2 separate regions of the Mus musculus genome follow, and region 1 is linked to region 2. The links are chromatin loops, found by intact Hi-C in ENCODE. Cell type or tissue: left cerebral cortex. All regions are shown on one strand. Each heading gives the region's core, and the rest is flanking DNA. Links, peaks and the distances in the headings are about the cores only. Region 1 overlaps Carmil1 (capping protein regulator and myosin 1 linker 1). Region 2 has its middle 5.3 kb from the start of Slc17a3.

Region 1 (8,752 bases), core at 753-8,752, 180 kb after region 2:
TGTGTCCCCACAGTCTCCTGGCTTCGAGACCACCCCAGTCTCATGCTCACCACAGCTCCTGAGTCTAAATGGCCCGCGTCCTCTGGGTCACTCTTCCCTGCACCTTCACCCTTCACCTTCAGGATCTGGTACTAGAGAACTAGACAACTCCCGATGGTTTGCAAATCATCCCTACACTTATCTACTGCACAGCTGTGGAACTTATAAGACTCCCCGCTACATAGTGTTCTTTAATGAATGAATATAGGTGCACACTCCTAAACGAGAAGCCCAGTCAGCCAATAGTTGAAATTATTTAAATGAGTCAGTCCTAAGCCTGGGTACTCTGTGTGCTGCTTTTCTCATAACTGTGACAAAATAACTGACAGAAACATCTTAAGGGAGTTGAGGTTTACTTGGGCTCACAGTTTCTGAAGGCTGTCAGTCCATCATGGTAGGACAGACAAGCAGTGTAGCTTGGTCCATGGCACTGGGAACGTGTAGTGGCCATTGATCCACATGGTAGTGGGTAGAAGGCAGGAATGAGACTGGAAACAGAGCAGGACTATGACCACCTGTATGTGATCACCCATAAGTGACTACCTTACCAGCTTCCCCAAACAGTGCCATAAGACAAAGACCAAATCAAATACATGAGCCTGCAGAGGACATTTCACCTTCAGTTTATAACAGCCTGCCTCACCATCCTTTTTTGCAGAAAACTCAATATGAAACCTTGCTTCCCCTGTTGCTTGACCAAACTTGCTGTTCCCACATGGCCCTGTGTAGAGAGGGCTGCACACTTAACTGGGAGTCAGTCACTGTCTCCTTCCTCCTCCTGCCTGTCCCCTAGTCTCCCTCCTGTATTTTGGGATGAGATCTTATTATATAGCCTTAACTGGCCCGGTATATGTTATATATCTCAAGCTGGCCTTAAACTCACGCCAATCCTTCTGCTCTAGTCTTCTGATTGCTGAGACATGGACTGTTGGATCACAGATCTTCTAACTGCTTTCTCTTCCCCCTCTCTGGGCATTGATAAGCAAGCACAGTGCCTTGTAGCCCTCCTGAGTTCTTTTCCTTTATCTTGTAGCTCCACCACATGTCCCCACCCATTCCTAGACCCAGGACAATCCTCTCTATCAGTGTCCTATGCCTTCTAATATGGAGGCTAGAACTAACACCCCTGTTCCCCCAAACCTCTAAGAATAAGAAACTCCTGCTTTGCTTTCCAGAACTAAAGGCCCTCTTACCCCCACCTCTCTCTCTTTAGGACCCCTCCATCACACTATTTCTGACAGCTGTCCTAAAAAAATCACTTTCTGAGCTGAGGGTTTGTTCTCTCCCTCTTCTGGAACCTATCATGGCCACCTGTGGCCATGATGCTATAAATGAAGGTCCTCTGAAGGGTAGTCTTGGATAGCTTCTTTTCTATGACACTCTAATGTCTATAAGTATATAACATGTGTCACCGACTATCTCCTAAGAACCTTCCATCTTGTATCTCACCATACCCAACAAAAGAAACTGTATGACATCATCCTCTGAGGCCATCTCTAAGAAGACAGAATGCCTTCAGTGCTCCTTTGGACATAGGAAAGTAATTTCTCTCCTGTCTGTCCAGAGGTAGCAGGCACACAGAGTCGGCTCACCCTACCTCCTGAGAGCATTTGGGATGAATATGGCAATATTCTGAAGTCTGTGTCCCTGTTTCAACTTTGAAAACCACTGTCTCCTCCTAAATAGCTGTTGACATAAATTTGACATACCTTTGCAACCCAGTGAGAAAGATTTGCAGGGGAATATCTGATATGTGGAAGGCAGAAGAAGGAACCACACTCCTTTCCAACTTATCTCCAGAAACATCTGAGAGAACATAAGTGTTTCTGTCCTACTGGACCTGTAGAGGGTTTTGAGTTGGCCTTAACATATTTGTCCATCATTCTTTGGGTTGTCATGTGAAGCTTAGGAACTGCTTAGAATTAAGATTCAACATGAATAAAATAGAGGAGTCTTACAGAGACAATCAGCTATGCTGAAATGTAATTTAAAATGTTTTAAAGCTGGGGCCTAGAGTACAGTTTATCAATAGCATACAATGTGCACATTATACATACACAAACACAAATACAAACACATACACATACTAATTCAGAAATGGATGCAATTCTTTACTGATTCATTAACAGTATAGCAGAGTGTAGTCTCTAAGTACTGTAATTGTGAAATAGGGATGACTGTAATAATGTTTGTAATACCTGTGCTGATTACAATCTTAGCTGTGATTTACACTGTCCAAGATACAAATAACATGGTTTGTAGCATAGACAGTCAACCTTCTGTTTCCACTCATTCAGCATTTGAGGAATGAAGATATTAGGAAAACTTTAAAGTGTTTGCTGGAATTGGTGAAACATGCCTGTAATCCTGGCAGTTAGCAAGCAGAGGTAGAAGGATCCTGAATTCAAGGACAACTTGGGCTACACGGTGAGTTTGAGGCTAGCTTGGGGTACATTGTCAGACTATCTGAATAACAATGTGTACAAGTTACATACAAATATGACTCCATTTTATGTAAAGGCCTTATGTAAACCTGTGGATTTTGATATCCATGGGCATGGAATTCTAGAAGTAATCTCTGTCAGACACTGCGGATGACAGCATTCATAGAAGGAACTCTAAGTAGTGAATAAAGTTTTTTAAAAATGAAGCTTTCTGAGCCTTAGAACTCAAGTTCTCAGGTGCCCCAAATCCTCCCTGGACTGTGGATTGCCAAAGGGCCCCATCTTGAGCTTTAAAAAGATATCAGTGAAGTGGCTGTCTTCTGCCAAGTATGCCTGGGCCATAGTGGAGCTGGCTGTGGCTCAGAGACCTTTTCCTGGAGCCTAGCAGTTAAGCTAACAGATCACATCCTTGATGGCAAGTGGTTTCTCCTGACCTCTCACTTGGAAGTTTCTTCTTCTGTAGTTGGGCAGGGAAGACCCCATCAATGCATGGGAGGAGATGGATGCAGCATGTGTCTCTAGAGCTGGAAGGGCACTATAGCTCTGTCCTTCTATCTAGAGACAATAGAGTGAGGTGGTTCTGGTCCTTTCTGGCAGTCTTGTGAGCCCTAAAGAAAACTCTAGAGAGTGTGACATTCATAGGCATGGTGTGAGATCTTCTGTAATGGGCCCAAGGAGTTTCCAAGGCCCCATGAGTCTCCCTGACTGCATAGAGTTGGCATTGGGAAGAAAAACCAGGAGATATCAGTGAGAGTGACAAGCAATAGCCTCTAAGGGACCTGACCACAGAGAAGCATGCCAGGGCCTCTCTATGTGAGCAGTGCTGCTAAGAGAGCCAGAAGTCCACAGTGCCTGTGCTCCTGGGAAGAGGGAACCAGCCAGTGTTTCACTCCTGAGGAAGGATCAGGGGCGATGTGCTGCCTTCCCAGAACAGCCTAGGAATGTCCCTCCTATGAATTTCTCCTGGCACTAGCATTTCCTCTTGCAGGGTGCCCTCCTCCCTGGTCACTACAGGGTTTAATATGCTCTTGCATGCAGGATTCATCCATTTTCACTCTGAATCTGCGGGGGTTTGGAGTCTTGGAGCTCCAGCTCATCTTCCCAGCAGGTGTCTGTCTGCCTCAAACTCTCATGACACAGGCATGTTTTACAACTCCAGACACTGAGTTCACGTGAATAGTTCTACTGTTGGCTGAGGCAGCCCATGATCACTGCATGCCAAAGGAGATGCAGAGGTGTGCTGGGGGCTGGGTGTGGAGGGATGAGACAGGCTCCCATGTAAGCTGGACCTGTAGTACAGCAGCCTGCTGGTCAGAATCTAGTGCAGGCCATAAAAATGAAACATGGCTGGATTTTCCTACTTGCCTTGAAATTTGTCATCAGCCTATGACAGCAAGAACCGTGCCCTTGGGCAACACAATCCATTTCTTCTGATTGTGAGAAATTTCCTTCTCCGAGCTGAAGCAGTGTCTTGTTTAGCTCAAGCTAGGTCAAAGTCACTATGTAGCTTCTAACTCCCGATCTCTTGCCTCTACTTCCTGAGTCCTGGAATTACAGGGATGTGCTACTGCACCTGGCCTGACTTTGAGATATTTCTGACAAAGAAAATGTCAAACTGGTGACAACAGTTACAAGTAAGAGGCATGGGGCAGATAGAGACCACTGTGGCTCTTCTTGTTCTTCTTGTCTTCTCTGCTTTAGCAGCTGAGCTAAAGGTTCAAAAATGCAAGGAGGTGTTGGAACCCAGAGCAGACACCTCCTCAGGCTCCCTCAGCCTGTCTTGCTGTTGCTGTAGAGGAAATGCCAATTTCCCCACCAAGAGCGTGACTTGGGACATGTGGTGGCTTACTTCCAGAGTGGCTGGTGCCATTTTCATTGTTCCAAGAAAATTTATAGGCTCAGAGTGCCCGACTCCAAAGCTCAGACAGCTAACTTCACAGTGAGACACAGCCATGTGTGCTCACCTTCCATACGTCCCCCCACCCCCAGTCACAAACCCCCAGTGCAGACTCCATCTCCTCTCCTACCATGCAGAAACCAGAGACAGCCTGGTTACAGGCTCATGCAATGAGCTATTAATAAACTATCTGATATAAAAACCTCCCTTTCCTTAGACCTATAAAGAAATCCAACTCTGCCTATTGTACCTGAACTCTCAGGAGAGCCCTTAGCATGCTGTATATTTAAAGACTGGAGCCTGAATTGTCATCAGAGTCCTGGTATATTGCCATCTGTATGCCCATGGTGTTAGTAACACTTTAGATAGTCCGTTATCCAAAGGCATGGATCACCTTGAGCCCAGAACCCAAAGTCTTTTAGCCAGCATGTTTCTGGAAAGGGTAGGACTATGAACGTGGAAGTTATGTAAGTGTGGGCTCTGTGAAAGCAGAGGTGGTTGGCATCACAAGTCAGCAGCTTTCTAATCAGTACTACACATCCAACCCCCAACACACCACTGCATCTCCTTTGGCATGTAGGACTTTTCTAACTAGGAGCCCTTACAAGCGACATAAGGCATTGTGTCCATAAATGAAGGCCACATGACTTTCATTGCAGACCTACTATGGTAGTCCTTTTTCAGTCTAGCAAGTGCAACGAGTAGAACCACCATCTTTCCAAAGTCATCTCAAGTTAGGATTCTGACAGGCAAAACTGAGGGAACTCCTCTGAAAAATCGCAGCCATGCTGGGATCCTAGAGTTGATGTTTTATTTCTCCTCTGAGAACCCAAGGCTGGGTGGTAAATGGAGCTTTAAAACAAGTAATCAACAAAAGTGAGCCGACCACAGGAAAGGGTCAAAGTCACGGCCACATCTTGTCTCTCGCATACTGTACTTCCTAATGAGCCCAATATCCCACCCAGGATGCTCCTCAGGTTTTCCAGTGGCCAATTTTTCATTGAAAAATTAACTTCTAATGTATGACTGACAATTGACCCAAACTGGCCAACGGTAAACCAAGGAAAGATAAAATAAAATAAAATAAAATAAAATAAAATAAAATAAAATGGAAAACTAGGTTCTAATAAAGCCATGCAATGTAAGCATCCTTTGTTTCACATCACCGAGATGCGTGGTGTGAACATCCTGTCTACCTTTAGCTCAAGCTTTGCATATTATACAACCAAAAGAACAAAATAAAATCCATGCAGCGCCACACTGGGCTAGGATGCCAGGCTCTTCCTAAGGGTCCTCTTGCTCTCTTCACATACAGGCCTCTTGGTTTGTGGAAGCCTCTGCTCTCCTCCAGCTTCCCAGGCTGGGTCCTGCAGCTGAAGACTCTGTTGCTCTCCCAGCATTTGACTCCACCATGTTTCTAACTGAAGACTGATGCTTTTCACCGGACTTTAGGAATGAAGGCAGATGGTATCCGGTCACAGGTCCTCTAGAGTAGCCTTTTCTCCTGTGCTTCTGAGGACTGATTGATGAAAGGTGATAAGGTATGAAGGAATGTATCACTCCACACTCTTTGAGGAATAGATGCTGAGATGGATGAGTCTCCAGATATGCTTCTAGCGAGCCTATAAAGACTTGTGCTGGAGGGAATCAGAGGCAGGAGAAACCTGTAGCACACACTTACAATCTGGTGATCACCACGAAAGGAGCCTGGGAAGAAGCAATGGAGAATTGAGCAGGAAGGCATTCAGGGCAGGACAGTAGGCGGCCTATGAGTAAAGGCCACCCTTTGCATGGCCACCTCAGCCAAGCTGGAAGCCAGTTGCTGTGGGCTGTCAGCCTTGCATGTCAGGATGTTACCTTAGGGTTCTGCCCCACAGAATACAGTTAGTCTTGCTCTTCTATTTCTCTGGGTCGTTGTCTGCCTGCAGTACCTGGTGACAGCTCCTTGTTCCGATTACATCATTGCTTAAAAACTGACAGTGGTTCCTACTGCAGAGGCAAGCTCCAGCTCCTTGATCAAACATCACAGTTCCTCACAGCCTGTCTTCTCCTACACTGAAACCCCAAGCATGTCATTCATGGGCAGCAGGTGTACCCTGCTGGCAAATTTGATCGCCATTGACTTTAGGACTGATCACAGCACTTTGTTTTTTGTTTTTTTGTTTTTTTAAAGTTTTTCGAGACAGGGTTTCTCTGTATAGCCCTGGTTGTCCTGGAACTCACTTTGTAGACCAGGCTGGCCTCAAACTCAGAAATCTGCCTGCCTCTGCCTCCCGAGTGCTGGGATTAAAGGCGTGTACCACCACGCCCGGCTCGATCACAGCACTTTGTATATGTTCCCATTTCTCCCTATGACTCCATCTGAGGCCAGATATGTTTTAAGGGAGTGGCCAGAGCCACCATGAAGCTCTGTTATGTCTGCCTGACTTCTCTGGTCCTCACTCAGAAAGGTAACAACTTGCTGTTTTCTCTGTGATGCTGGCCTGAGTCAATGAATGCTTTCTCTGGTCCTTTGTACTATTTTAATAATTTATCTGAAGCTCCCTCCCTTCTGCCATGTAGTGGCTTCTTGACTCAAAGGCATGGCTTCTTCTCTTCTCCATCTCCCTCCTGTGGCAGCTGCCAGGATGTTCAGCTTCTCTGATCTGTGCTTTCCCTTTTAAATGCTCATAAACTTGTCCTCAATTATAACTCATCAGATAATAATACAGTACACCTAAGAACCACACACAGACCCTGGACTTAGAAAGGTGTTAGTTCAAGGCTTTGTATAAATGTCACTTTCTGAGACTTCCAGAGTTGGGAGGCAGGGAGGACTGATATCCTCAATAGGACTGCTTATTCCAAGTGTGGGCTTAGTTGGGCCATGAGTCTGCTGACCAAACCACCAAACAGCCTGCATGCAGGTCCACATCCATTTCTGCAGTTCAACACCAACGTGGGTCTGGTCACGTCTGTACTGGCCACATCTAAACAGAACAATCTTACCATGAGGTCATGGGATGAAATCGAGTGGCTCAGCCTTTAGGACTGGAACTCCCTCCCAGGTCAGTCACCCAGGGGTGGCAAAGAGAAGGGGATGAAGCAAACAGTGACACCACACAAACCCCATCTGTGTTGGTCCTCCCCCCCACCCCCCAATCCTGTAAGCATACTGCCTGACCCAAGCCAACATCACTCACGTGACCTTAAACTCATGGAGCTGAGTATGGTGCACACAAAGAACTCTGTGACCTTCTAGTAAATTTCATCTGTGTTCTGGTGCAAAGCACAGACTATGGAATTATCAAATTATCTTTATTTTGAAAGTAATAATTTCTAGGTTATATGATTATCTGTGGACTGTGATTATTCTAAATTTTAGTAACAAGCTGCAGGTTGACCGTATAAGTCAGTCCTCACACAAGAACTGGAAGAAGTCAAGTTCCACTTGTAAAATTATTTTATTGGTATAAATATACATATGAATAAAATACTTTCAGCTTGTAATGTAAGTGAATATTTGTGAGATGTTTTATAAAGAGTAGTATTTAGATTTTTTTTACAGGTGCCAAAATTTTCTTTTAAAAACCACACATTAAAAACTAATAAGCAGACAGAAATTAAAGGCCTTCAGAAACATGAATATTTATAAGACCTCATTCCAATCAAGTATATACATGAATCTGAGCTTCTCACACTGTTTTTAGCTGTGCTTGCCGATGGTCTGCAAATATTACCAACCAAGGTTTAAATGTACAATTCTACATGGGGAAGGAAATGTCCCACAAAAGAATGTAAGAACTGTGCCCAAGATCTAATATTTATAATTTATACAAATTATTTATTAGTGTGCTCTGTTAATATAATTACAATGTGCAATTGCATACATCAAGAATAAATTGCTCTATCGAGTTATGTGTGGATCTGACACAAACACACCCTGTAGCACCCCAGGACCTCCCGGATTGTTACTTGGGTGTGAGTCCAGTTACTTCATTAATTTCCAAAAACAACTCACCATGCAGGGCAATGTGTAGCTGCCTCAGAGAAATTCAAGTAGGGCCCATGGAATAATTGCTGGCTTTTTGTTGAAGGCATAAGAAACAGTGTTTAGAAATCAAATGCCAAGAATGGGGGAAGACCAAAAATTTGAAAATATATATAAATGAGAAAGAAGAAAGGAGAGAAAGAAGAAAGCACCAAGAGAAGAGAGAAGAGGTACTGGCCCTGGCTCCTCTCTGAGAGCTGAGGAGAGCGCCCTGCATGGAGAGGCTTGGGGTGGGCACCATTACACAAAAATAAACTCTTTTTCTGCCTCTTCTCCAGAGTCACTGCATTTGCTCCCTTGGTGACCATCTTTGCCCGAGGACCGTTGCTTCTGTTCTTGATA
Region 2 (8,821 bases), core at 226-8,225:
GGTTTAGTGAGTGAACTATTTATTGTGTAAACATGATAATCTGAGTTTAGTTTAGAACCCACATAAAAGCCAGACACAGTGGCACACACACCTGAAATCTTAGCACATCTATAGCAAGACAGAAGATAGAGCCAAGAGAATCTCTAGGAGCTCCCTGGCCAGACAGCAGGCATAAGCAACAGTAAACAGCAAGAGATTCTGTCTTAAACATGGCAGAAGGAAAGGACAGTAACCCATGTTATCCTTTGACCTTTACATGCATACATGCATGTCATGATTTCATGGCATGTAAGTTCTCTCTCTCTCTCTCTCTCTCTCTCTCTCTCTCACGCACACACACACACACACACACACACACACACACACACAGAGAGAGAGAGAGAGAGAGAGAGAAATGGTGTATTGGGACACTCATCTTTTTTGTCCGAATATGGACTATGAAAACAGCTCTATTCCTAAGGTTGTGCCTATTTGCCAGTGTCTTCTAATGTGGCCAAGAAAATAACAGAGAAGAGACTCTCATCAACATGGAGCTAAGGGCCAGGGAACACAGTGAACTGTGGGGCTGTCCTAGAGGGATTTCAGAATCTCATTGGACAAATGGCCACTGTTTCCTGTTTCTGTAGTTATTTTGTTTCTGGCCCATTGTTGGACAGGGGGTCATTGGGTGGAGTAGACTTGGGAAAAATGTGGTTTATTGAGTTTTCAAAGCAAAAGGACCTGAATCCAGATGAGGTAGCGATTGAATGTGACTTTGGGACCCAGTGAGGTTTACCCACTGAATATGTTTTATGTGTAGAAAAGACCACGAATCAAATGTGATCCATATTTCAGACAGTGATAAATGGTACATTTTATGCATATCTCTGCCCTTCCCTGTGTGATGGTGGGTGGCACTTTCCTACATGACTTCCCTTGTCCAAGGAAATTATGACTTACCCAATTCCTTTATCTTCTCCCCATAAGGCTACCTCTTATGCTCCAATAGAGCATCTTCTATCAACGAAGGTCCTGAATGAGGGAACACAGATCAGGCTACAGCCAATCCCAAAGATCATGAAGTATAAAGTAGGTAAATGATTGATTTTTGTAAGCCATTGAGACTGTCTAGCTCCTGTGTTCCTCTGTGCCGTCTTTGGGCTTTCTGCAGAGTCATTTGATGCATATCCAGACCTAACATACGGTCTCTAAGCAGGAAAACATTTATGGGTCTGTTTTTGGGGTTTTAGATTTTTTTTTTAATGTGGCCCAGGATGCCACTAATTGCAAAGGAGACTTCAAATTTTTAATTTTCTCTTCTAAAGGTTTTTATTTTGTTTTATTTTGCTTTATTTCTGAATGAATATCAGTAAATGAAGTAGGGGTGTTGTCGTAGATACTTTTCAATTGTTGTGACAAACCGTCATAACCAAGACAGCTACGAGAAGAGGCTTGCAGGTTCAGAGGGTGAGTCCAAGGTAGCTATGGAGCACAACAGAAGGCAGGCAGGCATGGCAAACTGGAGCAGTAGCCCAGAGCTCACGCTCTTATTCCCAAGTAGAAGTTAGAACAAGAGATGTTCTAACTGGGAATGGCTAAAGCATTTGAAACCTCAAAGTCCTCAGTGGTCCTCCAAGGCCACACCCCATAATCCTTCCCACACAGTTTCTCCCATTGGGATCAAGTATTCAAATGAGCCTATGGGGATCATCCACTTTCAAACCACCACAGGCTTTAAAATAGCCTGGTTAAGCCCACAAATATGGAGCAGGAACATGACTCTTACAACAAGGTTATAAAACTTCATGATGTTTAAGATCATAAGGTGAAAATAAGCTTGCTATTTCCCCTTACTATACATTAAATTAACTATCTTTCTGAGCAGAAGATTTTCTTAGTCTTTCTTTAAGGGTGTGTTCATGTGTTTGTTTCACCCTTATCCTTGAATTCACTTAATTGTGCATAAAATGCTAGATTGCAAAGCGTTCTGTTTGAGCACTTTGGGGATATTATTCCACGGTTCTGGGTTCTTTTTGCTGCTGAAGGTGAGAGTCACAAAGGTAATTCATGTACACATTAAAAGAGAACAGAATCGCATGTATCTTAGCAGTTTCTAAATGCACATGTGGTAACAATTGATTACAAATAAAAATTTAAGTCGGTAATGTGGGAGCAAGATAAATGAAATAAAGCTATTATATGTGGTAAAATAAAATCTGTGATAATCATTATGAGTTTTTTTTAAAAAAATAGCTTGACTATTATATAATGCATTTTGACGTGACTTAACTTAGGAAAACAACAACAACAACAAAATATCCATATGGTTTATGTAGCAGATTTGTTCTGTCCCAATACCCAAGCAACTGCCCAGATCCGCACATGAACAAATTGCATGTACTTTGTGATGTCCCATAGTGGGATGCCCTGTGGTCCTCCCTGGAGCAGATAGGGCAGGCTGAAGAGGAACTTTCCAAGCTCATTTACCACCAGTTTTACATGCAATTAAAATGGATCTGTACATTGGAAGGCTCCTTCAGGGAAGTATGTGCAGACCACCATGTTTTGGGGAAGGAGCTGATTTGTTTCTCTTGCTCCGTTCTGGTTTAGACTCCACCTCTCAGTGACTCGTGAACTTATAGCTTCTGTCGTTTATCACAGGAAATCTGAGCCTTTCTGATGACAGTGACAAAACAGTGATGTAACATTAAACTGGTCTTGATTTGATTTGTTCTAAAAACAAAAAACAAACAAACAAAAAACAAAAGCAGTGAAATGTACTATAAGCTGAACATCTGTGTTCTTAACTATCCATCCTGCAATCTGAGACCCCCAAAACACCTGTGCTACAGTTCTAACCCCCCCCCCCAATACATAGCACAATCCTACACTCAAAACATCTATGCCATGGTCCTAAACCACCGCCGTGCTGTCGTCCTAACCCACAAACAGCCATGCTACAGTCGAAATCCCTAAAACATGGTCCAGTCCTGACCCAGAAAAAAAAAATCCTTGTAACAACCCTAACCGCAAATATTCATGCTATGGCTCAAATCCCCAAAACATCAGGACTATAATCCTAATTCTCAAAATGATGGTATTAGGAACCTGGTCTTTGGAAGAAATTAAGCCACAAAAGAAAGTGAAGCCTATGAGACTATGAACAGTGGGCTCATCAAAAGACACAGATGGTCTGGGGATGTAGCTCAGCTGGTAGAGTGCTTGTCTCACATGCTCCAGTCCCTCCAGCTTTGAACCCCAGCACTGCACAAACCAAGTAGGTGTCACATGCATGTAGTACAAGCACTGACTGCTCTTACAGAGGTCCTGAGTTCAATTCCTAGCAATCATGTGGTGGCTCACAGCTATCTGTAACAGAATCCAGTGTCCTCTTCTGGTGTGTCTCAAGACAGCTACAGTGCCAGTATACTCATATACATTGAATGAATGAATGAATGAATGAATGAATGAATGAATCCTTGAAAAAAAACTGATTGCAAGCTTCTCCTTCAACATTAGAGGGCGCTATAGGAACACAGGAACCAAGATCTGGCTCGGATCCCCTGAAGTTCGCTGTGGCCGGCCTGAATCAGCAACTGTGCAACAGCAACTCCTGTGGACACCAACACGCTAGTATACAGTGGCTATAAAAAAACCACAGAGATCCACTTGTCTGCCTCTGCCTCCCAACTGCTAGATTGAATGAGTGGGGCACCGTCCCTGGCCTGTTTATTCATTTATAGTAATTTTTATGAGGCACTGCATCTATGAGAGAGATAATTTATAGCTGTGTTGTGATGAGGAGAGTAGCCAATCAGAGTACTTGATGCTATCACATCCCAGCAATTGATTCAAAGGCAAAGAATATTCTGAGCTGAGTCCACAGGACCCTTTCCGGGGCTCTCTCAGACTCAGTACTTGAGCTTCTTCCCTTTTGTGGAAAATGAGATTCCAGAAGTGGCAGCAGAGCTGTTTATATTCTCTTGCAGATGAAGAGAAGAAGAAGCAGACAGCAAAAATGAGTGCTTGGTACTGTGTTACAAAAAAGAGATTTAGTTCTCGTTGCTGTGGTCCCAGGACCAGGTTTGTCTCTATTGTTTGTCCTTCTGTGCCCTTCCACACCCTCCATCTCTCCCAACGGCCTGTGTGACTCTGGGATTGACCTGAATGGGACAGTGAGAAATAAATCACAGACATATATACACAGAGACAGAAAAGCTGTGGTCTCTGATGGAGAAGCACCAGCATCGCTGATACTCAGCACATTTATTATATACATCTGAGGGAGGAGGTAGTTAGCTGATCTTGGTAGAGCGGTCCCAGGCTCGGGTCATCAGGGAGGAGGAATCTGTGTCTGTTACTTTTTACACAGTTCTAGAGCCAATGATCACCAGTTTATCAGCATTAGTATCTGAACCAGAGAAAGGCCTTACCATTCCCCTGATGGAGAAGGCCTTGCCATTCCCGTGTCTGAGATGTCAGGGTCCTTGACCTGACCAAGCTCTTGTTGTGAATGGTCATTCGTGTGTGGGTAGGGTCACTCCCTCAAAAATTTCATCTGGACTTCTACCACTTCTAAGCACAGTTCTGACAAATAGAGGCCACACTCAATGAGCACAGTAAAAACTTAACTGTGTAATGCGGAAGCCGGTAAATAGGTCTGGCCCCTAATCCTTTTTACTGGCTGATCGTAACAGACCTCTATTCTGATTTAGTGGCTGGAGGGTGGGTGGGTGTGGAATCTGGATGATAAAGGCAAGTATCAATATATAAGGAACCAAACCAAACCTTTAATACAAATATTGGAACTTGAAAGGAACAAAACTCAATCCCAAGGCAAACTTTGCATCTTTATAAAGGTAATGTAGGACAAGGTAAAAACAAGGAGGAGAAGGAAGAGGGAAAGAAGGGGGAGAGGAGAGGAGGACGAGGAAGGGGAGGAAGAGGAGGAGGAAAGCCCAGTGACGTTTTTCACACTTTAATCCCAGTGCCAGGGAAGCAGAAGCAGGCAGATCTGTGTGGGTTCAACTACATGGTGTGTTTTAGCCCCATCCCCTCCCCCACGTCCTCTTCCCTCCCCAAAAATAATTAGAGGAGAAAGGGAGGAAGGAGAGAGAGGAGGAAGAAGATATGAATTATCCTTTGCATTGTTAAAAGTACTGAATTAAAATCTTCCTCCATCTTGAAGAACTAAACCTTGGAATAATAAAACTGTTTCATGGTCTGGGAGCTCCGTGGTTACCATTTGCCCCGCAAGCATGAGGATGCAAGTTTCATCCCTGGAACTTATGTGAGCACGAAAGGCCTAGTGACCTGTGTTTGTAATTAAAGCACTGGAAAGGATGAGGTGAGTTAATCCCTGAGCCTGGCTGGCAACCGACTTAGCCTGCTTGGCAAGTTGAAGGTCACTGAGAGACCTTGTCCTTAAAAGTAAGGTGGACAATGTGTTCTGGAGTTTTATGTCAACTCGATACAAGCTAGAGTCATTTAGGAAGAAAAGTTCAAATGAAAATGTGCCTCCATAGGATTTGCCTGTAGGCAAGTCTATAGTACATTTTCTTAATTACTGATTGCTATCGGAGGGCCCAGCTTACTGTGGGCAGTGCCACATTTTAGGTGGGAGGTGGTTCTGGGATGGTATAAGAAAGCAGGCTAAGCCAGCTATGAAGACCAAGCCAGAAACCAGTGTTCTTCCATTGTCCTTCCATTGTCTCTACTTCAGTTCCTGCCTCCAGGTTCCTGTCATGCTTGAGTTTCTGCCCTGACTTCCCTTAGTGATAGACTATTACATAGAAATGTAGCAAAATAAACCCTCTCCTATTTGGGCTACTTTTAATAATAGTGTCTTATTACACCAAGAAAAATCCTAAGACAAAGTGCTTGAAGAATAGAATCCAAGATTGATCTTTGGCCTACACACACACACACACACACACACACACACACTCCAGTTAAGAGCAGTATGCCCACATTCAACATGCTAAATCTTTTCTACTTGGTTCAATGACACAATCTTTACTCTCTTCTCTGAAGGCATACCTTAAGTGCCAGGAAAGCCTTAATTCACACCTAAGTAATAACTGGCATTTAAGTTGTGGAATATATACATCTATCCATGAGTTCAGGGCTCCAAAATCAATTAACAAAGTCAATGCAATAGCCTCAAGAATAGAGCACCAAAGTTAACAGAAAAAGTATACCCACGAATGAAAACGCATTAATATAAGTAGTTAAATTTAGGAACCCTGTTGGGAGTGGCGACACACACCTTTAATCTCAGCAGTTGGGAGGCAGTGACAGGCAGATCTCTGTGAGTTTGAGGCCAGCCTGATCCACATAGTAAACTCAAGGACAGCCAGAGCTATACAGTAAGACCTTGTCTCGAAGTTAATTAATTAATCCTATCAAAAATACTTACTGACATATTTACAACAAGTCAATATGCACACATGCACATGCAGGCAAGACTAACTGGATACAGTAGAATATTAAAGGGGGTAAAGGCATTATTATATTGGGAGGGGGATATGCTCAGAAGGAGCTGGAGGTGAAAAAAATGGTTGGTGGACATGATTGCAATACACTGTATTACAATCAAGGAGAGGCAGGGAGGGAGGAAGGAGTGAAAGGAAGTGGCCATTATCTCTGGTACTGTGTAGTTTTACAGCTTTGGGGGAATGTTCCTTGGCTACTGGCATACTTCACATTTAAACTGTAAAGTGCACCAGAAGACAGCATGTTTAAGAAAAGAGGTGAGGAATATTCTCAGTGAGGCAGTCCAGCACAAGATTGAACATGGGACTGTAACAGAAAATACAGACATCATTTTGCTCAGTTAATAGGAAACAAAATAACAGAGATGAACTCCCACTAGGAGCAGTATAGCACCAGTACATGACTGGATATTAGATTTATGACTCATGTCCATGACCCAATTTGTCATGGAGAACAAGAGGCAAAATAAGAGTGTAACCTGACCAAGGATGGAGGCAAAAACATTTGCCAGAAATTCTAAAGAGGACTTAGATGCTGAGTAGAGATGACACGCCATTTGGGTTCACGGCTTAGATTCTGAGGTTCCAGGGAATGCCCACTGCCACTGAGCCAAGCCTCTGTGGTGTCCAGCTTCAGCGTACTCCATCTGATCCATGCTGGACTTTGTGAGGTTTAAGCAGAGAGTACACAGAAATTGACCTTCCTCTATCCGGGGTTGGCCTTCAGCCTAGAGATAACCGGCTTCTGTGATTGCCTCAACTGGGCACTGATTTCCTCTGAGATGTTGGTCAGACATGGAGCCATCCTACAGATAATAATTAAGGACAACTGTTCACACACTTAAGGAAAGCATTCCTTGGATACTCAAATCAAAGTGAGGATGTGTGCACTCTATTTGCTCCGAAGATTTTCATGTCAACACAAAGTAGTTTCAAGCTCATCAGAGAAGAAAAGGTGTAATCTCTAAAAGGTGAGTAAAATGATCTAAGTCAAAGAAATATTTCAATTCATACTCAAATGTTTAAAAACTAATTGTACAGGTGAGGCAAAATTGGATTTTTTTTTTCAGTGTAGAAGCATGTTGGGTCTTTTTGTTTATGAAGTCAAACCAAGTACATGGTTAAAACCATGAACATTTTAAAGTAAAGTTAAAAATTAAATTATAAAACTAAGCCACATATTCCAACTTGGTTAATTTAGAATTAGAAATACGTGAATTCTAAAGTTGTTGATTATTTATCCCAGAGTACAGAGTTCTTTAAAAAAGGACTCAGCGAAAAATAATTGACACAGGAGGTAAAACTCCTAAGACTCCATAATGAACTTAGACCTTTCTACCTTTAAATTTCAGATGTGTATATGAGCTGTGTCTGTACTTCTTTCTCTTACAGACAGTGAAAGATTGTATACTATGGAGATCGTATACTACATATGCTTCAGAAAATCCTCATTCCCCAAGGCCCAGACTTCTCAAATTATTAACCTCAATGACACATCCAACAGCTCCAGTCAGGAGCTTCAGTCAGGGCTTCCCATTATGGAGAAGTGGTTTGTCCTCTTACAGCACTTAGAGTCAAACACAAAACCAAAGGAGATGCATTGAGAGCATAAAGCAAGACAGGACTTAAAGCCACAGTGAAGATGAGCTACCAGAAGAGCTCAGTGCACACAGAACCCAGATTCCTTTCTGTGAATGAGTTTGACATCAGTGCTCAGGCTGAGTCATAAGCCTAGGGGCCTCTGAGAGGTAGAGTTTTTTTGTTTTTTGTTTGTTTGTTTGTTTGTTTTTTGCCTATACGAAACAGTGGGTTTGAAGTACCACCTCACCTTTGAGGCAAGGACAAACTCCTTCACGAGCTTGGAAGGCAATGAATCTGTTGTCTACTTCCAAGCTATTGGCAGGATCGTCTAAAGAAATGAACAAGCTTGGCCTCTGGTGTGCTGGTGTGGGTGTTCCGAGCTCAGCCCCTTTGTTGGAAATCAATGTGGAGGTACCTCAAAAAGCTAGACATAGGACTATCATGTGATCAAGCCAGAACATTTCCTGAGAATATTCTCAACAGACTCTATATTCTACTGTAGATTTATTTACTCATTCATGTTTATTGCTTCTCTGTTCACAATCACCAGGAAATGAAAAGGTTTAAAATGTCCCATCACCTGATAAATGTGTAATGATACATGGAAGATTATTCAACCATAAAGAAAAATCAAACTACAAAATTATCAGTTCGGTGCATTTCTCAGCCCTCATCAGGGAAGCTTCTTTTTATAGTATAAGGTGATTAATACAAAGACCCACGGCTTGTCAAAATCTAGGGAGTAAGAGACTGTGGTATGATCAGCT

The links. A loop is a pair of places that touch in the nucleus more often than their neighbours do. Peaks named below come from ENCODE experiments on the same cell type or tissue, not always from the same donor. Only the 100,000 strongest peaks of a DNase experiment are listed, where the experiment ranks them.
Region 1: a loop joins it to region 2, with 2.4 times the contacts of the local background. A loop is called at or near these places in 6 of 42 quality-filtered maps.

The regions. Positions count from the first base shown.
Region 1 is chr13:24,004,677-24,013,428 of GRCm38, forward strand. Carmil1 (capping protein regulator and myosin 1 linker 1) reads right to left here. Exons shown (of 38, transcript NM_026825.3): 38 at 7,808-8,752. The coding sequence ends at 8,651. Among named protein-coding and RNA genes, the nearest start is that of Scgn, 18 kb to the left of the region's middle. In left cerebral cortex, for the core only: a CTCF peak has its summit at 6,983; DNase peaks (open chromatin) are centred at 4,229 and 4,912.
Region 2 is chr13:23,829,700-23,838,520 of GRCm38, forward strand. It overlaps a transcript of Slc17a3 not described here. Among named protein-coding and RNA genes, the nearest start is that of Slc17a3, 5.3 kb to the right of the region's middle. In left cerebral cortex, for the core only: a CTCF peak has its summit at 3,502 (motif pointing right); a DNase peak (open chromatin) is centred at 3,544.